Regions from separate parts of the Mus musculus genome. Here region 2 is linked to region 1. The links are chromatin loops, found by intact Hi-C in ENCODE. Cell type or tissue: left cerebral cortex. All regions are shown on one strand. Each heading gives the region's core, and the rest is flanking DNA. Links, peaks and the distances in the headings are about the cores only.

Region 1 (5,384 bases), core at 205-5,204:
GAGTCTACTTTTGAGGAAACCACTAATTCTTTACTTGGGCCTACCGATGGCTCACAGGAATCAGATGGAGAGCCTTGGCATCTCCGTGTTCTTACTGTGTCTCACTCCTTGTGGCCTTTGTATTTGGGTCAGAGCCTTGTCAGCTCTGTGTAGACGTGTAGACCACTAAGCAATGTTTTGTCTAGAACTATGACACAAGGGTCACTTGATCTGGACATTTTTGGTCTCTCTCCTTCTCCTTCAAGTATAAAAGACACCAACCAGCCACCATAACTGGGAACACTGGAGCATGAAAAGGACATAAAAATATGACATCTGAAATATCTCTATTTGTTCCCTGAAAAGGCACACATATCTCTCTTCCCTGCTGGCCTGTCTTTCTCCATTGTTATTCCCACTGTGTCTGTGACCCCAACTCTCTGGAGTCAAGAAGTTGATTTTTCTGCAAAAGCCTCTACTCCGTTCTTCTTGGGCCCCAGAACAAAGCCTTTTTTCCCTCCCACACTGGTCTCTCAGACACTGGCTTTTTCAGAACCAAATGATCTTCCAGGCCTTCATCCAGTAACATCAGACTGAGTGTGGCCATTCTAATGACTGGAGAGCTGTACCTTATCAGGGTTAATTTTTTTAAATGAATACTGCTGCATGTTTTTTTCATATTATTGGTATATGTTATTTTGATTTTTTTCCTGTCTAGTGTTTGTGAAAGTATTTTGTCAATTAAAAATCAAGTTGTCTTATTGAATTTTAAGTGTCCTTTATTTAAAATGTGAGTCCTCTATTAGTTATATGCACATCATGTATACAGGATACCTTTTCAGGTTGCTGATTTGTTTACTGGTTTTTGAGACAGGGTCTCGCTGTGGAGCTGAGGCTGTTCTCAGAACCTTCTGGAGTGTTGGGATTACGGTGCCTGCCACGATGCCAGACTTGTCTTTTCATTACTGTTAGCAGTGTCTTTAGAAGACTAAATTATTTTAGTTTGGGTGATAGTCAAACTATCAAGTTTTCTTTCATAGTTCGTGATTTTTATATCCTAAGAAATCTTTGTTGTACACCAAGGACTGCAGATTTTTTTCTCTCCTATATTTTCTTCTGTAAGTTTTGTAACTACTTGTGTTTTAGGGTTTGTGGGAATAACTTATTATTCATGTTGTAAGTGATGTATTTTGATGTACTATGTAGTTGCAGGCTATTGATGATGCTGCTGATGCTGTGAGCGTGGGTGTGAGAGAAGGCAAGGGCACACCATTCTATGTGTGTATATTTAGGGCAGCTTTCAGGAATTCATTTTTTCCTTCTACTATGTAAGTTCTAAGGCTCGAGCTCAGGTTGCCAGACATGTACAGAAAGCACCTTACCCACTGAGCTGCCTTTCCAGCCCCAGTTGTTGTTGTTGTTTTTGAGACAGGGTTTCTCCCTAAAGCCCTGGCTGTCCTGGAACTCACTCTGTAGACAAGGCTGGCCTCGAACTCAGAAATCCACCTGCCTCTGCCTCCCAAGTGCTGGGATTAAAGGCATGCGTCACCACTGCCTGGCCCAGTTGTTTTTATATGGAGAGCCAAAGATATTTTAAAAAGCGCATATACCAGGACATTTCCAGAATGCCTTTGTAGCATTTTATGACTTGAGTCATAAAATTTCTCCTGTCGTTCTAGTTGGCTCTGTTTTCATGGCTCAGTGTTCTGTGCCTTTCGTTAATTAGTGCCACATTCTATCAGAGCTACATGAACAAACTCATCAGCTGCGTGCATGGGTCAACTCGCTTCACTGCCTGTTTGTACTCGCTTCTCTGAAGGCTCTGCACACTCTCCTCCTGAGATTTCCCTCTCACCATCAATCTCCACGACCTCTGTGCTTCTCTTGTCTTCTACTCTTCGAGGTTAATTTTTGGGTTGGTGACTATATATTTCTTCTTGTAGCAGAAGCAGATGAGTCTTCCTAGTGGAGGCAATGTGGAAGTTGCACGGCAGTAATTTAGGTCCTGAAGCGTTAGAATTCCCCATTGCAAACTGACGAACAGGCGGGACGGTTCATAGTTTAGACTCTGTGGATACACATGTATGGTCTATCTTGAGTGATACATTCAATCATGGCACATTTTAAAACTCATTCTTTAGACTTTAAGGCCAAGGAAGAAACTGTGAGAAACCCATCATTTGGGAAGCTTCCCAGGAGTTAGATGCCTATCAGCATCGTCTGGCAATAGTGCAAACAAAAAACCAGACTTTAATTTTGAACTTCACCAGAGAATATTATTGTTCATGATGTGCAAACAAAGCTAGAGAAGGAACTGGGATCTGACTCAGAAGAAACCTGCAAGGGGAGAGCAAAGCGTCCTAACAAGCCCAGCCTATATTTGCTAACGGCTCATTCAACCCAGGAACCTTCCTCAAAGGGAGTTAAAATGCAAGACAGACCGAGAGGCATCCAGATGCTAAAGAATGCACACACAGGGAGGGAAAAGCAATCTAAAAGTAAAGGCTATGGGGGCACTGAAGTCATGTGTAGTCAGAAATCTGAGTAAATTGAAATAACAGGATACATGAGTTGGGTAACATCCTGACAATGAGCCATTCTCCGCTCTAAACAGTTCCATTTTTTAATTTCCCCAGTCTTCTTTAGAATCTGTTACTTGAGATGGTCTGAGCGGGCCCATGTGCCTCGAATCTTCAAAGAGTCATTAATTAACATAATTATTCTCCGAGTCTGTTCCCTCATTTTCATGCCCATTGCACTAATCAGGTTAGGCTTTCGTTATTACTGATGTAGCTGACTGGAATAATAATCAGAACGCCCTGGCTCTCTCTTCCAAAGTGTAAACTTTTGAAAAACAAATCCTGTTGCTCTTTGTGTTCACAAACGATGTGTATACAAGGCCTGGTCATGCCACCCAGCAGCATACCGTAGAGCTGGTGTGGGGACCCATTCTGTGTGTGTTCCTGAGGGATGGAGAGATGGAGATGGGAACGAGGTTCAGAAGAACCAAAGTATCATTTAATTCACTCTCCTTGTTTTAGTCATAGAACGCGTTGGCAGCTTCTCAGGGGCTCTGCGCTCTGCTGACTTTAGATGCATGTGGCCAATTGTTCACTCCCTGCAGCCACAGAGGGATGCCAGGTTGCAGCATGTCTAAACAGAACTCATTAGTGCTTCCTTCCCACAGAAGTAAGCTCGCTTTGGGGACCTGCATTGCTATTTATCCAACACAACCCCTCTCCCCGTTGTCTCTCATCCCTCATACTTAAGAAGCAGAACCAGCAGGCTTCATTCACTGTAGCTATAATGGAACGGAATTCATTTTTCACCTTATAAAATTGTGTTATAGGCTCTGTAAGCCTGATGACCTGAAATCCACATCGGAGTCTATGTCAATGTACAAGGAGAGAAGCAACTCTATAACTTTAACCTCTTCAGCCCATTCAGCCCCACACAGGATGTAAATTTACTTTTGTAAACGTAGTTTATTTTAAATTGACAAATCGTTGCATGTAGCTATGAGATAATATTCTGATATAAGGTTGACCAAATCAGGCCAACAATCTAACCCCACCCCAATCACTCATTTTTTTCCCTGTGAAAAGATTTAAATACACCTTTATATATTCTGGAATATTGCTGCATTTTAACTGCCTTGCTCTATGACCAGCATTAGCTCTCCCTGCCTAACCAGCTTTGCACCCACTGCTCAGTGTGTGCCCCTTTCAGTCCCTCCCTCCAATGGCCTATGGCAACTTTCACTCCATTCTCTACTTAACATACAAGTGCAGCTTTTAAAGATTTCTCACATAAGTGAGATCCCTGTAGTGTTTATCTCTGTGCCTTCAATATAACACCACCAGACACACTGCCACACTGACAGGCTGCCATGTTTGCCTTGTTTATTTGTTTAAAGATGACTGTATCCCATTCCACACCGAAACCACACCTTTTAAAACATGCATTCATCCACCGATGGGCATCTGGGGGTCTTTCCATACATTAGGCATTCTGAATAGTGCTGCTGTGGATGCTCTCCTCTGGCGATTCCTCTGGCTCTCTACTTCCACTCACTTGTGGGGCATGCTGAGTATCGAGATAGCCGAACCATATGGGAATTCTCCTTTCAGTGGCTTGGGAGCTTTCTTGTTTTCCAGAATGACTGTACTGTTTTACATGATCATCAGCAGTGTATGAATTCCCCCCTTCTGCACCCTTCCCCATGTTCTCTCTAATTGTTTTAAAAACTAGCAACCAGTACAGTGATAGCAACAGATGTACGGCGATAGTCATTGTGGTTTAGATTGGCATGCCTATGGCGCTTACAGCTGTTGAGTGTTTTTCAAAGACGTTCTCCGTTTGTGTGTCCTGTCTTAAGAAATGTTCATATAGGACCTTTGCCTGCACTTCAGGTTCTTGTCTTGCTGTTGGCTTCTTGGCACATTTTAGATTTTACCACCTGATCTGAAATACTATTTACAAATATCCAAATCTGTGGGTTATCATTCATTCCTTCCTTGTCAATAGAAACCTTTCGGTTTGATGCAATCTTCTTAGCCGGTAGTTGCCTGCAGGTTCTTGAGGTCATATCTGAGAGGTCTCTTCTATACGTCACAGAGCTTTCCCCACACATTTTTTTCAGTCGTCTTCATTTGGGTGTCTTCATTTTATAGGTCCTCACTCTGTTTTATAACCGATTCGTACATAAAGAGTGAGAAAGGGGTCTGTGTCCATTCTTCTGCACGTGGACATTCCATTTCCTATTGAAGATTATCCCTCTGAAGACGCGATCCTGTTTTCCTGAAAGCTTTGTCAAAACCCAATCAAGCACAGGTTTGTGGGTGTAAAGTTCTTCTCTCAGTTACTTCAGTCAGATCCATTTTTCCTCTCAGGGTGGTAACTTCTGGTCTTCTCCATTTACATTTCAGGACCCTCCCAAATCCACTCTGTACGTTCATCCGCACTGGACTGTTTAAACACAAGGTAAAACCGAGCAGTCGCCTTTAGAAAGAATGATTTCATATGCTTGGTAAAAAGTTTTCTGGGATATTTTACTTAATAATCACAAAGCACTGGACACCAGACTGGCCGAAACATCAATAATATAAGACATGTTGTCAAATACACATGTAGACCATTTTTATTATTTTTTGAAAGGAAATGAATATTCATAGGCAGACGTACCCCATACCTTGAGTGGTTGGGGCAAGGAGTGTTGAAAAAGTCTTAACTTTCTCTTCTAGAAAAATTCAATATACAGTAAGCAGAGAGAATTATAGAATTCCTTCTTCCTCAATACCCAGCTTCGGAGATTAACCCGTCAAGGCCGATCATGTTTTGTTTATAACCATGACTGCTCTGCTTCAGCGGTCATGGTTTATCTTAAAGCAGATCTCAGTCTGTAT
Region 2 (5,384 bases), core at 196-5,195, 110 kb after region 1:
GGGCAGGTTATCATTCACTGAGGCTCTCTGGAGTCCGCGACTGTGGCAAAGTCCACCTAGTTCACCTCAGAATGAAGGGAGCAAACGGCTCTCCTAGTTATGTCCAGATGGAAGAGCAATCAGCCTGTCCTGGTTTATAAGTAATCTTCAGCTACCTGCTTGGAGGCCTCAGTCATCCCCAATCCCAGGAGCTGAGTAGTCCTCGCCACCAGAGGGCGGGAGCACTGATCACTGTGTCTTCCTTCCTCAACTGAGCAGGCTCCCCGTAATTGAAACTTCTCATTGGTTCGTTCATCCGAACCAATCCCTTCCAGGATTGCCTCATAGCCGGTCACTATGGCAGCGTTCCCAGGCATCCTGATTTGGCACCTGTCTGTATTTTCTGATCTTCAGAGTTGCTGCTGGTCACAACACTTTTAAACTACCGGAGAGTGACGGTGTGGCGTCTTTACTCTAGGCAGCAGTGGACAGGAACTCGCCCTTAGACCTAATTTCTGCCCTGGCTTGTGAGAACTGTACTGTTAACCATGGGTTTCTCCCGCTGCGCTGCGAGCAGCGCAATTCTATTCTTCTGGTAGCCTAAACCCAGATGAACTTGTGATTGTTGCTCCCTCCCTCCTAATCCTTCCCAGTCCCTCTCCCCATCCCCCACCAATGCCTGGAACCGGGACTGGAGCTCTGGACTGCTTCCTACTTCGTGTTATCTTTTTGTTTCTCCATGAGTTTTAATTGCCCTGTTGTTTTTGTTGTTGTTTTGGTTTTCCCCCTTTATGCCCAGTGATTTCTCCACTAGATCTCCTTGGGCTTTGGTTTGTCCTTTGTTACCCTGGTCTTTGAACTTGTGAGAAAATCGGCAACCTTACTCCATTTATTCTTGAGGAACCATGCTTAATCTTGATCACTGCCTGCCATTACTCTTTTTAAACATTCAGCTGGTGCCAAATCTGACCCGAGGAAACCCTCCACGGTGGCTCCCACATGCTTTTGACACAAACTCATTTAGTTTTTTAATAGCTGGACGTTTTCTGGCATAACGTGTTTTATGGTCATTATTACTTTCCTGACCACGAATCTGGAGTCAAAGTTCCTTCCAGTGGAGAAAATATTTAGAAAATAAAATGTGTACACACACTGCTTGTTTAATACTGACTCAAATCTAACATCGCAGGGCATTTGCCTTGGCTTCTGAGTTACGTATTTATATTTCTTACCCCCCTACAGTGAGAAATCATACAAGATCAGTATCGCTATTTTTTTTTTTTTTTTGCTATATACTACAACAAAACAGTACTGAGATTTCAACACAAACATGGCATTAACACTAAGACTACTCAGCCTCAGATTTCTCTGTGCTTTCATTACTTTATTCTTTGATTCTATGGCTAGATTCTAGCCTAAATGTAGAGTCAGAATACTATGCTGAATTTTATTCTCCCCCCTCCCCCCTGTATGGCTATCAGTTTCATGGTGAGATAGCCAAGGTTGCTTCTGATGACTTCAGGTCCATATAGTTGGATTAATGTTATATTTCAATCCCACAGAAACCTGAAAAATGAGACCTAGAATGAAGTATTCCAACTCCAAGATTTCCCCGGCAAAGTTCAGCAGCACCGCAGGCGAAGCCCTGGTCCCGCCTTGCAAAATAAGAAGTAAGAGCGCTCTCTTTAACCACTATTAAATCTATTATCAAATATTTGTTATTTCAACATGAAGACGGGCGACCTTACCAAAAACTCTCAAGTATACAAGAGCTGAAAAGAAAGAGAGACAGCTTGTTGTTTTCTTAAACAGACTTCACAGCATCACCGTTGTTATTTGGTACAACATAGGACAGTTGACCACTTATTCTTGGACTAGTAACAAGAAGGGTAGCAGAGCTCTGGTGGACAGAACGGAAGTTAGAGGGTGATGGGAAAGGAAAGCGATGTCCCCTTCTGCCCTTCCCGAGGTGCTGGACTGCTCACACACTTCTTTCAAAGCCAGGATTTAAAAGAAAAAAAATTGACAGTGGTTTCTGAATGGCCAGAAAAAAATCACAGTTAAATTAATCCTTTCATTTGCAGTTATGTCATAATGCTCTGTGCAGATATAATGACTCAGTGCAAGTGACTCGGTGTTCCCAAGTTTCCTCCTATTAAAGAATGCACTGTCTTCAGATCCAAGAAAACGAGGCCCTTTATCGGCACTGCCTTGTGGAGTAGACATGCCAGAATGCCTGACATTGGTGCCCGCGCTTGCTTCGAATACTGAGATCTTACAATTCACATGTTCTAGTTTTCATCTCCATCTCACCCTGGAATACTATTTACGATGTCCAGAACACAATGGACTTTTCTGCATGGGACTTAAATTTTTCTTGGGCTAAGTAAAATGAGAATTAACAAATAACTCGTTAATCTTTTTAGTTCCGTTGCCTGAATTTGCATTTGACTGCTCCCTCAGATGGCAGTGCTCACTTACTTCTTCCCCTACCAAATAAGACTCTGTGTAGCTCACACTGATCTGGAAACTCGCAACCCTCCTGCTTTAGCCTCTTGGGTACTGGGACTAGAGGCACGACCACATCTGGCCAGTGGTCCTTTTCTTTGATGGAGGTAGAGTCTAATGAGTAGCTTTGATATTAAAGATATTGCATTAATTAATTTTACACCGCTATGGCCAAATACCCAGCAGAAGCAACATAAAGGCTTCATAGCTTAGAAGATACAGGCCATTAGGATACAGCAGGGATGGTGGCTGAACCAGTTTGATCTCTGGTAGCCTTAGCTTCCAGGGACTTCTCATATGGCACCGCCCAAGAGTGGGAGATGAAGGACCAGGCTATAATCTGAGACTGTCCCCCACGGTCTAGGTATATCAGCAAGGCCCCAAAAGTTTCACAATCTCCCAAAGAGTTTCACTAGTTTGGGACCAAGTGCTCAAGGACAAGATTCTGTGGGAACATTTAACTGTAACACACTTCTTAGCACAACTCTGAGCTATGTAATTTTGGGCAGTGCCATGAACCCTAAAAGCCTCGAATTATCATTGTAAAACTAAGATAAAACTTTGCAAGATAATCATGAATGGCTAAGTTAAAAGACACATAAAAGTAATTAGCAGAGTGTTTGGCCTCGTTTTTATATGCAGTCAATGGCAGTTCTTTTAGTATCAATAACCTTTATGGCTTACAGCCATCCTCCAAAAATTATGACGAGCAGAAATCTCCTATGGATGTTAACGTGCCCCTCAGTTAGGCAAAGATTGGTCCATACTGAATGTAGACTTGGTCCTTCAAATGGAATTATGAAAACAAAACACCAAAAAAAAAAAAACCCAAAAAAAAACAAAAAACCCCAAATTTCTAAAGACCTAATGTCTTTAGACCATGTGGCAGCAAAATGCAACTCCAGCCTCTTGTCTATCAAATCCCAAGGTCTGGAACGGCTCATTTTAAAAGGCAAATTGATTGAATTCAGAACCACTCAAGGCATTCGTGAGGCATGTCTTTAGGTATGTGTCTATGACAGCATTCTCTGGAAAGGATTGGCTTAGACCCACCCTGAAAATGAGTAGCTGCGACATCCCCTGGGCTGGATCCAGAACTAATTAAGGAGAATACGGATATAGACACACCTTCCCTCCATAAAGAACCTGAGACACAAGCAAAACTAATCCCTTTCTCCTTTAAGTTGCTGCTTGTCAAAGACTTGGTCACAGTAAGGAGAAAAGACTATTTCATTTTGCATATCCTATCTGTGGCTTGCTGTAAAATTAATGAAGTTAACTAAGTAGTGCTGTTCCAGCCTCTGTTGGAGGCACGTGTATATTATAGGATATGACCTACATAAATCTACCTCTTTTTTTCCTATTGTTAGGATCCCAACAGAAGACCAAAGAATTCTGCCATGTCTACTGCATGAGACTCCGTTCTGGCCTCACCATAAGAAAGGAGACTAGTTATTTTAGGAAAGAACCCACGAAAAGATATTCACTAAAATCGGGTAAGTACATTTCTGGAAAGACTGATGGGCATCTATTTGCTTTTACTTTCCATACACACACACACAACACACACACACACACACACACACACACACACACACACACACGCACACACACACACAATTGTTTTTCTTACCTAAATTCTCCTTGAGGAAAAGAATACAGATGATAATGTGTTGGCCATTTTAGAAAGGGTTTTTCTATTTTAGAATTTCTAAATAAATATTCAAAAAGTCTATTCTAGAATCCACTTTAGAAATGGATACACTGGTGAGTAAAAACAGAAGACACAAGATTATGTGTAAATATGTAATCATGTGGTGTGATATTTTGTAATATAGAGGAAACAAACTAAATGGTTCATAGTGGCTGCTTTGGAAGGCAGTAACTGTGGTGAGTGGCTTTCTGTTTATTTGTTTGTTTGTTTCTTCCTTTGGTGTGCTCTACTGGAGTGCAAATGGTCTTCACTTTACGTCATTATTAAGGAGGAATTGATCCCATTAGACCATTGGGTGGCCACAGCCCTAGGATCACTTACCACCGTCGCCATATTGGCCATCAAAAAAGATAGCATATTGGCACAATGAAGATTGCTGACTCAGCCCAAGCCCCACTACTGTCTTGCAGGTACCAAGCATGAAGAGAACTTCTCTGCCTATCCACGGGATTCTAGGAAGAGATCCTTGCTTGGCAGTATCCAAGCATTTGCTGCGTCTGTTGACACATTGAGCATCCAAGGTATGACTGGTCATAGGGGATGTGTGGGGTGAGGTGGGAGATAGCACATGGGGCCTTGGCAAGGGCTATTGCATAGAGCAAACTCAGGAGTATGTCTTCATATGTATTAGAAACGTTTGTTTCCTGCTTGGGTACCAGTTCAGTGGTTATCCAAATTGGGTGTGGTGGAGCTGTGCCTATTTAATCTATGGTTAGCATTCCACTTGTATTTTGAAATACTTGCTATAGGTTGGGAGCATGTCTTCATCAGTCCTGATAAATGTAATATCCTTGGAGAGAGGAAAAAAACAAAGCACCAGTCCCCACATTTCAAAATGTTCACCATGAAAGAAAATAAAGGAACTATCTTTTAAAATAACATGATGTGGCTTGAAGAGTAGTTTAAAGTTTTTGACCATTTTTGCTGCGTTCTAAGTAAAATGGTAATTATCAAGAAGTGAAGAGAACCCAGGGCGTGTAGTTCAGTGGTAGAACATTTGCCTCATGTGCCAGGCTCTGCATGTAGTCTCTATCAATGTGGGAAAAATTCAAAGTGAGGGTTGGGCATAATGGCATATAATCTCCATCCCAGAATGGGGGAGGCAGGTGAATTCCTTGGGTTCAGGTCTGCCTGGTCTACACAGTGAGTCCCAGAACAGTTAGAGTTATATAGTGAGAAACTG

Evidence for each region. Hi-C counts contacts between places; a loop is a spot of excess contacts. Peaks named below come from ENCODE experiments on the same cell type or tissue, not always from the same donor. Only the 100,000 strongest peaks of a DNase experiment are listed, where the experiment ranks them.
Region 2: a loop joins it to region 1, with 2.0 times the contacts of the local background. A loop is called at or near these places in 3 of 42 quality-filtered maps.

Annotation. Positions count from the first base shown.
Region 1 is chr19:29,841,448-29,846,831 of GRCm38, forward strand. Gm41832 (a long non-coding RNA gene) reads right to left here. Exons shown (of 5, transcript XR_877808.2): 3 at 1,835-2,047. Among named protein-coding and RNA genes, the nearest start is that of Ranbp6, 31 kb to the left of the region's middle. In left cerebral cortex, for the core only: no CTCF peak of the experiment used is centred there; DNase peaks (open chromatin) are centred at 2,779 and 3,044; H3K27ac peaks cover 1,021 bases.
Region 2 is chr19:29,948,119-29,953,502 of GRCm38, forward strand. It overlaps Il33 (interleukin 33), which reads left to right. Exons shown (of 8, transcript NM_133775.3): 2 at 1,542-1,649; 3 at 3,858-3,983; 4 at 4,612-4,722. The coding sequence starts at 1,553. Among named protein-coding and RNA genes, the nearest start is that of Gm41832, 24 kb to the left of the region's middle. In left cerebral cortex, for the core only: a CTCF peak has its summit at 215 (motif pointing right); DNase peaks (open chromatin) are centred at 263 and 2,143; H3K4me3 peaks cover 774 bases; H3K27ac peaks cover 478 bases.